2 separate regions of the Homo sapiens genome follow, and region 1 is linked to region 2. Evidence: chromatin loops called from intact Hi-C (ENCODE). Cell type or tissue: prostate gland. All regions are shown on one strand.

The links. Peaks named below come from ENCODE experiments on the same cell type or tissue, not always from the same donor. Only the 100,000 strongest peaks of a DNase experiment are listed, where the experiment ranks them.
Region 1: it touches region 2 in a loop (2.5-fold over the local background); 2 of 110 quality-filtered maps call a loop at or near these places.

The regions. Positions count from the first base shown.
Region 1 is chr2:66,885,476-66,893,475 of GRCh38, forward strand. No RefSeq gene overlaps it. Among named protein-coding and RNA genes, the nearest start is that of LINC01799, 15 kb to the right of the region's middle. In prostate gland, no CTCF peak of the experiment used is centred here; a DNase peak (open chromatin) is centred at 3,526; H3K27ac peaks cover 446 bases.
Region 2 is chr2:67,836,806-67,844,805 of GRCh38, forward strand. No RefSeq gene overlaps it. Among named protein-coding and RNA genes, the nearest start is that of LINC01812, 15 kb to the left of the region's middle. In prostate gland, a CTCF peak has its summit at 3,850 (motif pointing left); a DNase peak (open chromatin) is centred at 3,866.

The DNA of each region.
Region 1 (8,000 bases), 950 kb before region 2:
AGGTGTAGATATCTGATCTCCCCGTTTACAGGATGGACTCTGAAGACAAGGGTCACACCACTGTAGCTGTTGCTGTTGTTGTTACATGGTTAAAACCCTCTGATTCCTAGCTGAGAGCCTAGCCTTCATTGTTTCTACAATGGATATTTGCTTTTTGATATACATGAAATTTACTCATCATTCTCAGACACATCTATTTCTGATTCTCATTGTTCTATTAAAACGAAAAAAAATTCAGAAAACAATGTCAAAATCAGTGCATAAACAAAATGCACCTTGTAAGAGAAATTACTTACCAGTATGTAATGAAGGTAATGGTTCAGCAGCACTTTAAAAAATTATTCTAATTTCCTGTTTTAAACTGTGACTCTTTAAGAAAGCATTGGCATCCTCCCTTTTCTGACTCCAATCCCTTTTGCAGCTTCATTGTTCTCTGGCAAAGGTTGCTTGAGGTTTGTCATCATCTTTCAACTCAACTTTGAGAACCAGAATTTAGACTATGGTTCCCACACCTTGATCAGTTACTAGGTCCAAAGGCTTTTAAGGCTAAGTCAGGCATAGTAATAGTTTACAAGACTAAATTCCTTGGCAAGGAAAATGACATCTGTAGAAAGACGGGAATTTTTTTAAATCTTTTTTTTTAAATGAGTTACTGCAGATGGGGCTGGTGATTTTCCTTGGCATTGAATTTTATGTCACACAAAGCCGTGTGCTCTTCTAAAAACATTGCCACAATTTGTTGACTCTTTGTCAAAAGTTTTGACAGTTTGTTGGCATATGATATATTCCTGCACCTGCCTGGATGAACTTAAAATTTTGTGTATTTAAAAGAAATATTTATAAATACTTCAGCATTTAACATGGATTCAAGAGTACTTAGGGATTATTTAGAGCATCTAAATTTTGAAATCCAATCCTAGGTCTTTTGGGGGGTGGTTAACTTAGTGGCAGTCATATTAAGGAATAAGAGGACACTTCCAAATAGCTGAGTGTTTTTTCCCCCGGTGAGTCTTTAGTCCCATCAACTTTTTTTTCATAATAAGCATGTAAGATTTTTTGAGTTGCTCACTATTTTTAAATGAGGTGTTTACTTTGTCCTTTAAAAGCAAAGTTTGAGACCTGTTCTATGGATACCCCTTTTAAGAATACTCTCTCTCATACTGTCCATTTCTTTTTGGCTAGATGAAATGAGTTTTTGTGGTTGTCGTTTTAATCAAGACATAAAATCATTGAACAATCCACAAGTGTTGGCTCTAACATTTGGGCATCCTGTGATTTTTTTTTCAGAAAGAATAATCCGTAACTTTCCCTTAGCTGGGGATTAAGGACAGTCATGCCAAATGTTGAATAAGAGTTTCATACATGGACATGTAATTGACTGCAGTGTTGATGCCATCCTACTTCTGGTATTTAAGTAGTTTAAGTATATTAAAACACAACTGTTACTCAGTGTTGTTAGTCTTTTCACTTCATTAATGATAGGATTTCTGAGGGAAAGTGTGGCATAATAAAGTTGGAATGGGTTCCACTTCTTCCTGATGCTTGCTAGCTGCGTCTCTTTATAAAAGTCACTTGTCCTATCTGAATCATCAAATACAGATCTCTCAAGAATGGCTATGAGGATCAATTGAAATAATACATGAATCAGTAATAAATTGTTATTCTTGTTAGCCAGGAAGAAGGGGCATGTGTAATCTATTGGCCATTTCAGAATGAAGCTGTATAATGCAGCCGTGTGGCAAAAGGAGATCTGTGAATGAAAATGGGGCAGTTGGAGAAAATGGGTTCAGCTATGAAGAGTAAGTATTCTGCATTGGTCTTCCCATCATTGTCCATCACTCTTTTCCTGCTCTAATTAAAAGGAAAATTATATCCAAGGAAGAGTGAGTAGATATAGTGGTCCACACATCCCTTTGAGTAACAGCATTTCTGACAGAGTGCTGAAAGCTGTGGCTGTCTTTAAGACTATTAGGAAGACTGAATTTCCTGAAATTGATCTCCAGAATGATTTTGTGTGGCCGGAAATGTTCATTGAACAGAGACGTGAGAGGAGACATGAATAAACAAAGTATGCATTTCTATTTTAAAATAGATGTGAAGTTAGGAAGAAGAAATGAGAATTGGCTCTCAGCTAAAGGCTTTGGAGTTGAAGGAACTGCATTTTGTCTTACTCTGAATTTCATAGACCATGAAACTGAGTTTCTGAGAGAAACTGACTTGGAGGGTGAGTTCGCACCCTCGTTTGTTGAGTTCCTGTCGCTGCAGCTTAATTTGCCTTCGCACCTTCCTTTCACGCTCACAAGTGTCTGGTTTAGACAATACGTTACACGACCACCAACAGTAGCAGCAGCAGCAGCAGCAGCAGGGCTAAGACTGCTCTCCAGATCCACTTCTCCCACTACTTTACTGTTGTTTTTTCCTTAAGTGTGCTGTAACTTATTCTGTTTCTCAAATAGGAATTTGAAATTGTTTTTTAAAAAATAATCTTGAATACAAAAAAATTAGCCAGGCATGGTGGTATGTGCCTGTAATCTCAGCTACTTGGGAGGCTGAGGCAGGAGAAGTGCTTGAACCCGGGAGGCTGACATTGCAGTGAACCGAGATCGCACCACTGCACTCCAGCCTGGGCAACAAGAGCGAAAACTCTGTCTCAAATAATAATAATAATAATAATTTTGAGATTTTTTTAAAACATAATTTTGAAATTATTTTGCCCATGTGGGTGCTGACACAATCAGAGATGTTTGTTTAAACTTTAAGAGGAACATGAAAGATATCAGAAACACTAAGAGAGTTAGGGCAAGACATTAATGGGAAGAGATTTTTGGGCAAACTTGGTCAAATAACATACTTGATATTTATTTGGTCAGGAAATAAGTAAGTACCTATGTGTCTTCCATCCTATATGAGAGGTTACCAGTGCATGTTTTATTGCATTCTTTTTATATCTCTTTTTGTCAAATAAGCAAATAATTATTGATCACTTTATAAATGTAAGGCATTTTGAAATTATTAAAGAAGTGGCAGTGGATGATTCTCTAGGAAACACCAACAGCTTTAAGAGTTATAGTCGCCATTTTCTTAACCTATGAGTTTTCATTTAATCTGGGAGAGTCATGTTAAACTAATGGTGAACATCCCCCAACATGAATTTCACTTGCACTCTTGACAGTTCAAGATGGCTTTGGGATCAGATATCAGTCACCTGAAAGATATTTGGAATATTTGGGTAAGTTGGTGGCTGGGTGGAGGCAAAGGAAGGAGGAAGGAGAGAATTTCCCAGTACTACTCAAATCACAACATCTAGTTCATTTCCTACATAAGCCCAGATCACGCAGGCAGCACTGCCTGTGGAAGGAAGAAAGAGCCTTGTGTGCTCACTACACAGGCCTGAGGTGCCATGTGACCTTATCTTTGAGCGGTCAGAAGCACGTCAGAAAGGCTTCCACCATGGCTGGTGAATAAGAGCGCTATAAAACCTGAGAACACAAGACCTAATGACTTAATGGTTTTGGCTCTGCCTTGATTTGCAGGGGCCTGTCTTCTTACATAGTCCATGAGCTGTTTCCAACCTGCACTTGATTCCCTTAGTGGGGGGAGAAACAGATGCGCAGTTGGCAAACTGGGAGTCTAATCCAAACATCTAAACAGCACTGCTTGGAGGAATTCAGGATGGTGTCCAAGAGTAGGAAAGGAAATGTATTTGAGAACAGGGACTCCTAAAGCTTACTTTTGTCCTCTGCAACCCCCCCCCCCCACCCCCACCCCCTCTTATACTGTCTTTGGCATAGCTTAGTCATTAATAGCAGTCATTAGTGGTGAATGACCTGGAAGAAGCAGAAAGTGGGGGTGGGTCGTATGTGGTGAAGATTTTTGGCAGCTAATAAGGAGGCTTTCTGAAGTTGCTTCCCCAGTTGGATGGGATGGAAACTTTTATGAGCTTGAGTCACATTCATACAGATAGGGTTTTGTAACTTAGCATTGTGCAAGTTATCTGGAGCTAGAAACCTCTGGGAATTAGATGTCTTTCAATTTCCAGGGTGTAATGTATATAAAAGCCTCCTTAGACATGATCTTTCCTCCAAAAAATACCTTTTCCCAAGGATGTCTTGGGAAATTTTATCCCATGTTTACTGAAATGTTTAACTTCTTATCAGTTGAACCAAGGGTTAGTTTGTATATAAGACACTCAACTGAAAAACCACAGGGCTAGAACTACCCAAGTCCAAAGAGTTTCCCAGGAGGGCAACTTCCGGATCCAGACATCAGGCTTCTAAAATCATTTAAAGTTGACATAAAGTGATCCTACTCACAGGTTATAAACAACTTTTTACTTTTAGGCCGTAACAATTAGAAACTGTTTATTTTAGTTTTGTAAGTGGATCCATTCAATAGGTTCCACACAGGGCATCTATCCCAATCTCGGCCATCACTCAGACCTCCTTCTTTCTCCTCTCTGCCCAGCCATATCTCCCAAATTCATCACGACTCCCAACCCCCACCACACACACTCTGAAGATGGCCAGATTTACCAAGTGAAAATACAGAACACCTTGTTAAATTTGAATTTCAGGTTAAAAAACCCAAAAATCCTTTCTTTTAGCATTGCTACATTCTATGCAATATTTGAAGCATATTTATACTAAAATATTATGTATTGTTTATGTAAAAATTAAATTTAGCTGGACGTCCTATATTTTATCTAGTAATCCTGCCCCTGCTCATACCCTTTACAAAGTATCAACATTTATAGTATATTTAAGTTGAAACTGCCTTGTAAGATCAGTTGAGATCATTACAGAAAAATGTATGGTAACATAAAAACTCCTAATACTTGGAACACTTGAAATTTTTCAAAGTTTTTGTGGGGGGGGGTGTGGGGGTGTTCTTTCTTTATTCCCTAAGATGCATATAGAGAGTCTAGAAGCCAGTAACTATCTTGAATTAAATGGGGATCTTTTAAAGTAACTTCTCTGTTCCAGCAATCCTGTAATATGTTTAAATCTCAGCTTGGCATCCATCCATACCCACAAGTAAAAATATTTTTCTTTGATCAAGGATACAATGGAAAGGGTGAACATCAAGGGACTCCTTTCTTATCTATATGTAGCTAATCCAGATAAAATCCTGTAAGTTATGAAAAAACAAACAATAGCAGAATAGTTTGCCATCTTCAAAATCTGGGAAACAGATTAGGTCTCTAGACTGAGAAAAAACATGCTTATATTTAGCCATGTGCTTTTCCATCAGAATTGTTGATCAAAAACTGGTACATTTATATGAAACTGTAAAAAAAAATTCAAGCTAATCTAAAGGAAAGGAAAGCAGAGTAATGGCTGCTTGAGGATGGGATGGGAAGTGGGAAGGGCAGAAGAGAGGGCTTCGCAAGGACATAAGAAAACTTTTCAGCATGATGGATATATGTACCATCTTGATTGTGGTGATGGTTTCATGGATATACACATATTTCAAAACTTATCAAATTATACCATAAAACATGCAGCTTATTGTATTAACTATACCTCAATAAAGGTGACACAAATTTTAATTGTTACAAAATAAAACTAACACATGATTAGCTCTATTATAATTTTAAAGAAATTAAGGAGGTCATTTTGCCTATTAGAATGCCTGGAATTAAGAAGCTTTCTATGAAGGTAAGATGTACGTCTTATTTACCTCAATTGCTAAAACCTCGGGTGCTGGCACAGGTCCTGGTATATAGTAAAGGTACACAGTATATTTTGAACAAGTTGTTAAATAGAAGCCATATAATCCCAGAATACAGCACGGAGAAGGGTATGCTGGTTAGGATAGGAAGATGTGTTAATTATGTGTGGCTGCTAGGAACAGAATACCGACCAGTGGATAAGTCATACAAGTATTTATTCTTCCGTGCAGTAGTAGTTCAGAAATAGGCATTCCAAGGCTGTTGGGTGGCTCTCTCCAAAAGTGTTAGGAACTCAAGGTTCTTCTATTTTTTCTGCCTCACAACACATGGTTCCCATCCTCAAGGATAACTAATTTTCACAGATGACAGACGGAGTTGCAGCCATTACAATTGACTTCTAGACTGCAGGAAGGGGGATGGCAACCCCTTTCTGCTAAGACTGTGCCTTTGAAGTGGCCTTATCTGAAGACCCACATGACATTTTTATATTTCATTGGCTGCACTTAATGGCAAGGGAGGGTGGAGAAGGTAGACTAGTTTTCAGATGCCAATGTGTACAAGCGAAGAGCAGGTTTTGGAAAACAAGGAAGAAGAGAACCGGCATTGGGTAGCCACTAGCTGACCCTACCACAGAAGGACTCGATATTACTTTTATGATTACTGTTGCCTTGTTCTTGGAATCAAGGTTGAATAGTAATCATTTCAGGTTTATGGAACACTTTTCTAGGTGCCTCTTCTAACTACACAAGTCTTTTATTTCACTGTAAACATTGGTCAGACAGCAAGCGGATTGAAAGAAAAGGGGCTATACCTAGAGGAAACTAACAACACTGAATTCCATCTTAAAGACTCTTCTACCAAGCAAGGAATACAGGTCAGAGGCCATTATAATAAAAAGATTGCCTGGATTCTTTTATTGTGTTGTATTGTATATTTCTTAAGACAAATGGATTATTGTCTAGGGCTCCAAAATCTTTTCTATATAGAGATTTTTGTCACTAAAGTATTTGTTGTGATGAAATTTGACCTATATTACACTTGTTTACATCTGCTGCCTAATTTCCCTTAGGGCAGTGGTTTTCAAAATTTTTTAGATGGGGAAAACTTTCATTAGAATAAAATGTTGTGGATGCATACAAATAAATAAAACAGATGTGGCTCTAGGTGAAAGACCATGAGTAGAAGTAACCCTCAAACCCCACGGCTCATCTAGTCTCCCATCCCCAACCACTTGTGTAGACCACATATGTATATTTGAGCCATGGCTTAAGACCTTGTAAATGATTTATTTTTAGTAACATTTAAATCCCATGTAGTAAATAATAAGAAACAGTTCTGGAAAATATTTTCCTTCACTAACTCATTTTTTAAGATACAGTTAAATCTTCCAATTCATACATCAGTTAAGAATTTGAGAATTAATAACAATTTGGTGTTTTTAAATGGTGTCTTGGCTTGAAAAACAGAAGCTAGTCAACCACTGAGGTTATGCTATTGTAAGATCTTATTTTAGCATGGAAATACAGATCTTCCCTGCATTATTATAGCACACATTCTTTCATTCTAATGGGAGGAAAACATCTATGCTCATCCGTCATTTAAGAAATAGGATTTCAGAAAGTGGATAGCTTTATTTTATTGTTGTTGTTGTTTCTTTTGTTTCGCTTTGCTTGTCATATCCATAACTAAACTTTGTGGAATTCATGAAAAATAAGATCTGAAGTTCTTTATTTAATAAATAAATTGAAAAATAAAAAAATGTTTAGAGAAGATGTATCTTTGGAAATAAGATTATTTTTAAAATCACACTTTTTTATTATTGTATTGTTGTGAAATAGGGGCCCATGTTTTTTTTTTTTCAAAGGAAAACAAAAAGAACATGGGTATGGATAATTTTAGGAGTCAATTTGGCATTTGCTAAAAACAAATAAGGACTCACCACCTATAGAATTCCGATTATAGTCTAATAGAATGCATAACAATGTCTATTTTTGGCTGTGTAAAAGTAATTCTATAAAAGGTTACTTTATATTCTAGTAGATTATTAAACTTACTTGTGTGGTATGCACATCTACATTACTGTGTAAGTCAGTGGTGTTCAAGGGGACAGTACTGTCCTCACAGATGGCAGTTTAGAAGCATATGGGGGTGCTTGTAGATTGTTAGTGTTTGCAGTGTGGTACTGGCAACTAGTGAATGGGGGCATGGGTGCTACATGTCCTGTGATGCTCTAGAAAGTCCTTCAAACAACCCATCACCCATGACCTGCAGGACTTGTGGATGTCCCACTAGACACCTACTCTGTGTTATACATAAATACAAAGTATCT
Region 2 (8,000 bases):
CTCTACTGTATCCCCAAAGGCATTTTTGTGGGCTCTCTTGGGTTCTTTAGAATACAGTTTAAAACCCCAGATCTAATGAATACCCAGTCGTTACCTACAAATAACCTAGAGGCCAGGAAAGCAGTCAGGGGAACTGGGACACGGGACAGATAAGTCTTAATGTGAGAATTAAGGTCAGGAACATTTATGTGTCAGGTGGTGAGGGACTTGGTGTGGGACTCAGAGCAGCTGGAGAGCACTGGGTGCCAGCCACTGGGTGAGGGCTGGTGTGCTGAACAGAGACCAATGCCTGAGTCTAAGCTGTGCAAATGAGCGTGAAAATGTGTCCAGTCAGTTAAAGTGAACACAGCTCCCAGAGGTCCCTGAGGAGTCCTGCTAATGGTGGGCGTGGCAGGCACCACAGAAGGCCTATAGGGAAAAACTTGGGGTCACGCAGACCTTTTTGTAGCTTTCAAATAACAAGTAAACAATGTCCGTCCCATGTCCCAGTGAAACTGAAAAAACAAAATAGCTGTGATTTTTCAGTAGGGCACGTCCTAGAGAAGAAGCTCTGCCGTTACAAGGTCGACACTCTCCTTCCCTCCCCTCTCCTTTACTGAAATGAAACTAAGAGAGATTTTTTTAAATGTATTAAGTGGTCCTCTACCATTCTCCAAGCAGAAGAGAAAGAGGGATGTTTCACGTCGGCCTTTGTTTCAGTCTGTTCAGGCTGCTACAGCAAAATACCATAGACTGGGTAGCTTCTACACAACAGAAATTTCTCATAGTTTTGGAGGCTGGAAGTCCAAGATCAAGGTGCCAGCATTTCTGGTGTCTATGAGGCCCATTTCCTGGTTCTCTCTGTGCCTTCACATGGTAGAAGGAGTGAGCTAGCACTCTGGGGTCTCTTTTATAAGGGGACTAATCCCATTCATGTGGGCTCTACCCTCAGGACCTAATTATCTCCCAATGGCCTCAGGACCTAATTATCTCCCAACGGGCCTCAGCACCTTATACCATTACATTGGGGGTTAAGATTTCAACATATGAATTTGAGAGAGACACAGACATTCACACCACAGCAATCTTTAAGCTAGAAGGCTTTTCAAACCAGATATCTCCACACTGAAAATTCTTGTTGCTTTGGGCTGGGCTCAGTTTTGTTTTGTTTGGATTTTCTCAAATCAAGAAAGGCCAAGCAGGAAAAGGTGAGCACACCTGCTCAGCTCTCCAGATCACAGGCAAGCATTTTTCCAGTCCATCCATCCCCAACCCCACACCACCCAACCAGTACACCTCTAATCAGCTCTGAGGGCGGGTGCTCTTCTCCACCTGCTAATAACTTCTGGTGGCTGAATGTAGGGTGGGCCCATGTACAGTATTTGGAAAACATAAGTGCTCAATAAATATTATGTAGCAGTAGTAACAGTAGTAGGAGTGGTATTTGTAAGGAGCCATTGAACTGCTAAGCTTCCCTGGAGCCCTCCAGCCTGCCCTATTAACAATGAGAATATGGGTAGGAATTGCTGCAATCCCTGGGAAACACAGTATTGAGAGCAGAGGACTTACTAAATCTGTAAGTAAATCACATGGTATTTGAGGATCCATAAAGTGTTACAGTTGATAAGTACCATGCTGGCCTCTGTCTGATGTGAAGCCAGTTAGGAATCAGAAGCCCCTGACCGGGTGCAGTGGCTCATGCCTGTAATCCCAGCATTTTGGGAAGCTAGGTAGGCAGATCATTTGAGGTTAGGAGTTCAAGACCAGCCTGGGCAACATGGCGAAACCCCGTCTCTACTAAAAACACAAAAATTAGCCAGGTGTGGTGGCGGGTGCCTGTAATCCCAGCTACTGGGGAGGCTGAGGCAGGAGAATCTCCTGAACCTGAGAGGCCAGTGTTGCAGTGAGCCAAGATGACACCACTGCACTCCAGCCTGGGTGACACAGTGAGACTCTGTCTCAAAGAATAAAAAATAACCAATGTCCCCACATAACTTTTACTTATATAGGTTATATCCATCATCTTTCCCATGTTAGAAATAAATAGGAAGAAATATTTTAAGTATTTATTTGAAAATAATAGGCCCATTCATATTAGTATATATAGCATTTTTATAAAAATAACTATATTTACCAAAATAAAATAAATTAGTGAGACTAGTAGGCCCATTCCCACCAGGAACCAGCAGCATGGACTCTCTAACCAGAAACCTAAAGCTAGGCCTGGTTTTCCTATTTGCCTTTTAGCCTGAAGATCATAAAGGTGTCTATCTTCTTACTTGATCATTTTTCCAGTTTATTTATTTTTTCTTCTTTCTGTTACAATTCCCCAGATCACCCCCCGCCCCCAAACAATACTATTAGCAATCCCTTAGTGAACCTTGCCTAAAATAGTACATGATTAAATAGATGGATGGATAGATAGGTGCTAGATAGATACATAGATAATAGATACATAGATGATAGGTGGAGAGAGATGATACACACATACATGCATACATATATGCATACATAGACAATAGGTTGATAAATTTATTTTTACCTAAATGGGGGCATGCTATGCATACTGGCCTGCCCCATTGCTTTTTATCCTTAACAATGTATCTTGGAGATTATGTCATAAGAGCACATGTAAATCCACCTCCCCTTTTCTCCCCCTAATTTACTTTGTGACTCATTCCCCTCCTTAGTGGAACTTCGCTAGATGAATTTCACTTACATCTTTCTCTCATACACTTCCCCTGCATCCTGATCTTCTTCCTTTTAAAGCTCATCGCACTCTGCGATGAGAAGCAGTCATGTGATGCTGACACTTGCTACATGCCAGGCAACATTTTAAGATTTTGTATTAACTCATTTAACCTTTGCAGTGATCCCATAAGGTAGATACCAGTAGGGTCTGTGACCTTCCAAGGGCCACACAGCTAGAAGTAACAGACTGGATTCAAACCCAGGCACTGTGGCACCAGAGTCCCTGCTTCTTGTCACTGTGCTATGCTTCCCTCAGTACTGCTCTGATGCAGTAAGTACTCGATGTCTTTCTCACCAGACCAGACGGTAAGGGGTTGTTGACATTGTCCACTATCAAATCCCCTAACAGGCGTTGCATAAATATTTGGAATTGAATGCCAGTAATGATACCACATTCTAGAGGCTCCCTACTATGGGTCACTGTGCTAAGCATTCCACATATATTATCTCACTTAACCCAGCAACTCCAGGAAATCCTTTACCCATAATTATCCAAATCTTACAGATGAGGAAAATGAAGAGGTATTATACCTAGTAAATTAGAGAGGCAGAGTTGAACCCAGGTCCATTTGAATTTAAAGCATGCACTTAACCTCTACACCAGACCAGCCACTCTCTCTGAGAGCCACCAACATCCTCCCCTCCTGGAATCCCACCTTCACAGGATGCTGAACACCCAGAACCAGCTCTAGAGCAAAAGCTCCTGCAGCAAACTTGCTACAGTTCCTACTATTCTAGAAAAAAAGGTGCCAAAGTTGTTATTATTATTAAAGAAGTGTCTCTCCCTACCCAGAGCTGCATTAGCACCCAAGGCAGTTAAATTGTAGTGCATCATAAGGCACCAAATATCATCTCAATTGTCACAACACATTCATGTGCTTGAAAAGTGAAAAGGGTACAAGCTTGCCACTCAGCCAGTCTTAGTACTTAATGTCTTGAAATTGGCGAAGAGAGGAAAATCCTAGAAAGACTTTCTTTGGGGTAAAGCTAACTGGCACACATTTACTGCAAATCCAATAGACTAGTTTCCCCATCTAACATAATTTATCTTGAAACACCACAGGTGGCCTATATTAAGAACAGCACTGGCCCTGCCACAGGACTGGCAACGCCACGGTCTCACACTGCCCTCTGCAGCCTGGCTGCAGTCTTCACAATGCTCCCTCAACCTGCCCAACTGTCACAGCTTGGGATGTCGTACACATACCTCCAGTCCTTCAGGTAGAATCACTACCTACCTTTAGTCTAGAGACCAAAAATAAAATACCACTTAACTTGGTGCTTACACAGGTACATTTACAGCCATGATTCTTCCCTCTAGGGCTGGTGTGTGTGAAAAGCACACCTTTGGGGGCTCATTCATAACACTCTTTTCCAATAAGAGGATTAAATTAGGAAGACATTTACCCAGATTGGTCTCATTTACTCACCCTAGTCTCTCCCTGAAGCCCCTTCTTTCTACAATACAGTATGCAACCCCTAAGGAGAAGGCAGGTGCCATCGAGGTCAAAAATACATTGGGTGAAGAGCAAAATAATCCAAAGGAAAGAAAGACAATGCTCTGCAGACTAAACCTATTATCCAAGAAGAAAAATCTTTAACAGATGTATATGCTGAAAGAAGACCAAATATCTGTCCTAAAACCCAAAATACATACATTCATGAAGACTGTTTTAAAATCTTTTATCTAGGATATATTTTAATATATTTGTATATATATGCAAATGTGTATATACATATGTTTATGTTGTGTATGTGTATATGTATGTGTACGTATATGTGTAGGTTTATGTGTGTATATGTATATATTCTCCTAGAAAACCTCTTAGGTTGGCTGGAAACGAGCTATCTTTGTATTTCGACATGCAAGAAAGGTAGTATGGGCCAGGTGTGGTGGCTCACACCAGTAATCCCAGCACTTTGGGAGGCCGAGGCAGGCAGATCACTTGAAGTCAGGAGTTTGAGACTAGCATGGCCAACATGGTGGAACACCATCTCTACTAAAAATACAAAAATTAGCTCGGTGTGGTGGCAGGCGCCTGAAATCCCAGCTACTTGGGAGGCTGAAGCAGGAAAATGGCTTGAACCCTGGAGGTGGAGGTTGCAGAGTGACAAGATCATGCCACTGAGCTCCAGCCTGGGCAACAGAGTGAGACTCCATCTCAAAACAAACAAACACACACACACACACACACACACACGCACAAAGATAGCATAAACCTTCTTGGCAAACTTACCACCAACATGCCAGATATTCTTATAAATGTCCTATCCTCCATACCACCCTCACTCTCCACAGACACAGACACACACACACCCCTTGTACATGCCTGCATTGCATTCTGCAAGGCCGTCTGTGAGAGAGCTTTTCTGGGAAACCACCTTTAAACCACAGGCAAACAACCAGTTCCACACCATTCCATGTCAGGTTGTCAGGCACTTTCTTAACTGAGCTTTTAATCCAAAGTTGTTTTTTTTTTTCTTTTTTCACTACAAAGTTAGAAGAAAAACAAATGAGAGTCTGCTGGGGGTTGGGAGGAGATCTTCACCTGGAAGAAGAGAGAAGACAATGCCCAAGTTTGCAACCTTCAGGGATGGGGTCAAAAGGGGCCTATGAAAGGGTGGGAAATATTCCAGAGTTGCGGATCAAGGGAGGGCTCCCGTCAGTATCCAAGGCTCTTCAATCTCTGTCCAAAACCAATGTCTCATCCTCTCAAGCTTTCAAGCTCCAACCCAGGTCTCCCCAGCACAGCTACACTGTTTCCTGGACTCCTCTCCCTTCTCTAGCATCCACTTGTGCATTCCCCAGCCCTTCCTGTCCTTCAAGATGTAGCCAAAACCCCTCTTTAGTGAAGATTTGGGTGACCACTCCAGCAAGATCTGTTCTGCCTGCGGGCAGTCCTTGTTTGCCTTTTGCTGCACCCATGGAGATCGCACTGTCTAGGGAGCTCTCATAGGCATGCCCTTCATCTCACTAACTAGACTGCATGTTGCCTGAGGCTGGGCATTGGGTACTTCACGTGCTGACTGCTTGGTTCCCTGGCTCATGCTGGCTGGGTCAGCCGGGGCTCCACGGAGCAGCCGCAGATCTACTCTGAGTAGCGATCATCATGTCCAGCACAATTCCAGGCATTTTCTGGGCACTTGGTACACTTTAATTAAATGAATGAACAAAACAAAACACTGGCAGGAAAAAAAACGGAGAGTGACTGCCTGAGGTCCAATATGCTAGGAAATATGTCAGTCCACTGATAAACTCCAGCTACTCAGCAAAGGGAAAAGATACTGAGAGGCCAATTTAAAATGATTTGATAGCTTTGCCCATTGCTCCTTATTGTACAATCACAGTCATAAAGTTAGTCCAATCGTTTGTAATCTAAACACACACATGCACACACAATCACTCCATTGGCAGAAACAGATCTGTCTGGAGTTTCCAAAATGTCAGTACCTCCCCACGTTACCAGAATCTTCAAAGCTCCCAAGGGAGAGGCATTGGAGAAAGGATGTTTTTTCAGAGTCAGATCTTTTAGTAGGACAATACCACCCAGTAGGTTAAGAGAGGGCACGATTTACAATTTATTCCAAATAATGAAGTCTGTGCCCTTTGTTTCCCAATAGGAAAGCCTTCCTCTGATTCTAAGGACATTCCACTCTCACCTTCCAATGTTCCCCTTTCTATTCCGATTTAAAAGCAAATAAACAAATAGAAGCAAAGAAAAGAAAGGAAAAATAAAAGACCACTAATAGCCCATGATGTCCAGCCAGGTTTTCCAAACATCCTCTGGAGAGCGTCCATTTTAGGGACGAGATTCTAGTTTGCCTCAGCTCTTCAGCATTCACGCTACCTTTAGAGGGAAAGTCCTAGGACACAGGTGAGAAGGTATGGGGCCTTTCAGGGTTTTCTTGGATTTCTGTTTTAATTTTGTCAAAGAAGACCAAAGAGCCCTGGAAATTTTACCCTCTGCCTCCCATTAACCACACATATTTATCCAGAGCTGCAGGAGGAGCCGTTCTATTCATTTTGCCCTTTGGGTCAATTGATGGATATGGTCACCCAAGGTCTTAGATTAAAGCATCGTGTCAGATCATCCAAACTGTCCAGCACTTGGAGCAGCTGCAATAAGCTACTTTTTAGAGTGTCAATAATTTAAAGGGGAAAAATGTTTTTCAGAGAGATTCCATTGCTTCAGAATCATAAATGGAATTATACCATGTTTCAACCTGACAGCCCCACATGTCAGCAGGAGAGAACAGCTAAAACTTTTGTCAACATCCAAATCCATTATTTTATTATTAAGCTACATGGATTTGCACCTCACCAAGGGATATCTATTCCCAATTCCATTTGTTCTAGGCTGTATTAGTAACCAAGTTAGCACATTCAGAAAGAAAGAGAGAAAGACAAAGAGACCGAGACAGAGAGAGTGAGGAAGGAAGGAAGGAAGGAAGGAAGGAAGGAAGGAAGGAAGGAAAGAAGGAAGGAAGGGAGGGAGGGAGGAAGGGAGGGAGGGAGGGAGGGAGGGAGGGAGGGAGGAGGGAAAGAAAGAGGGGAGAGAGATTTATTACAAGAATTCTTGTAGGGTGGGGTGTCTCTCCAAATTCAAAGCCAAAAATATGCAGCCAGACTTGAGAAATGGCTGAATGACTGAAACTACGGGAAGGAAAATAATTAGAAACCCAGGAAACAATTTTTCTGCTGCATTCTCTCTCCCTCCCTCCCTCTCTTTCCCTCCCTCTCTCCCTTTCTTTCTCTCTCTTCCTTTCTCTTTCTTGCCTTTCTCCCTTTCTCTCTCCTCTCTCCCTTTTCTCTCTCTCCTGTCTCCTTCTCTCCCTTTCTCTCTCCTTTCCTCTCTCCCCCCACCTCTTCCTCTCCTCCACCTCCCCATTCTCCCACCTCTCTTCCTCTATCTCTATGACAGCACATGGCTCAGTCTGTTCCAAGTGTCCACACATGGTCCCATCAGACATGGGTTGGAGAGTGGGGTCACAGTCATGTGCCCAAACACGGCCATTACTCTCACAGATTGAGAAGTTCTGGCCATCGAACTGAGCAGACTTCTGAAAAGATACTGACCACATTAACAATTTCAAGCTATTGGAGGATGAGGACATAGTATATAAATTAGAAATTACTCTACAACTAAGGGTATCTTACCCATATCTAGACCATGGCAATTAGGAATTTATTCAATGTATTACACATTGAAACATTATAATGGTGACTACAAGTTGCATTTAACATATGAATATATCCCAGAATCAGCCTT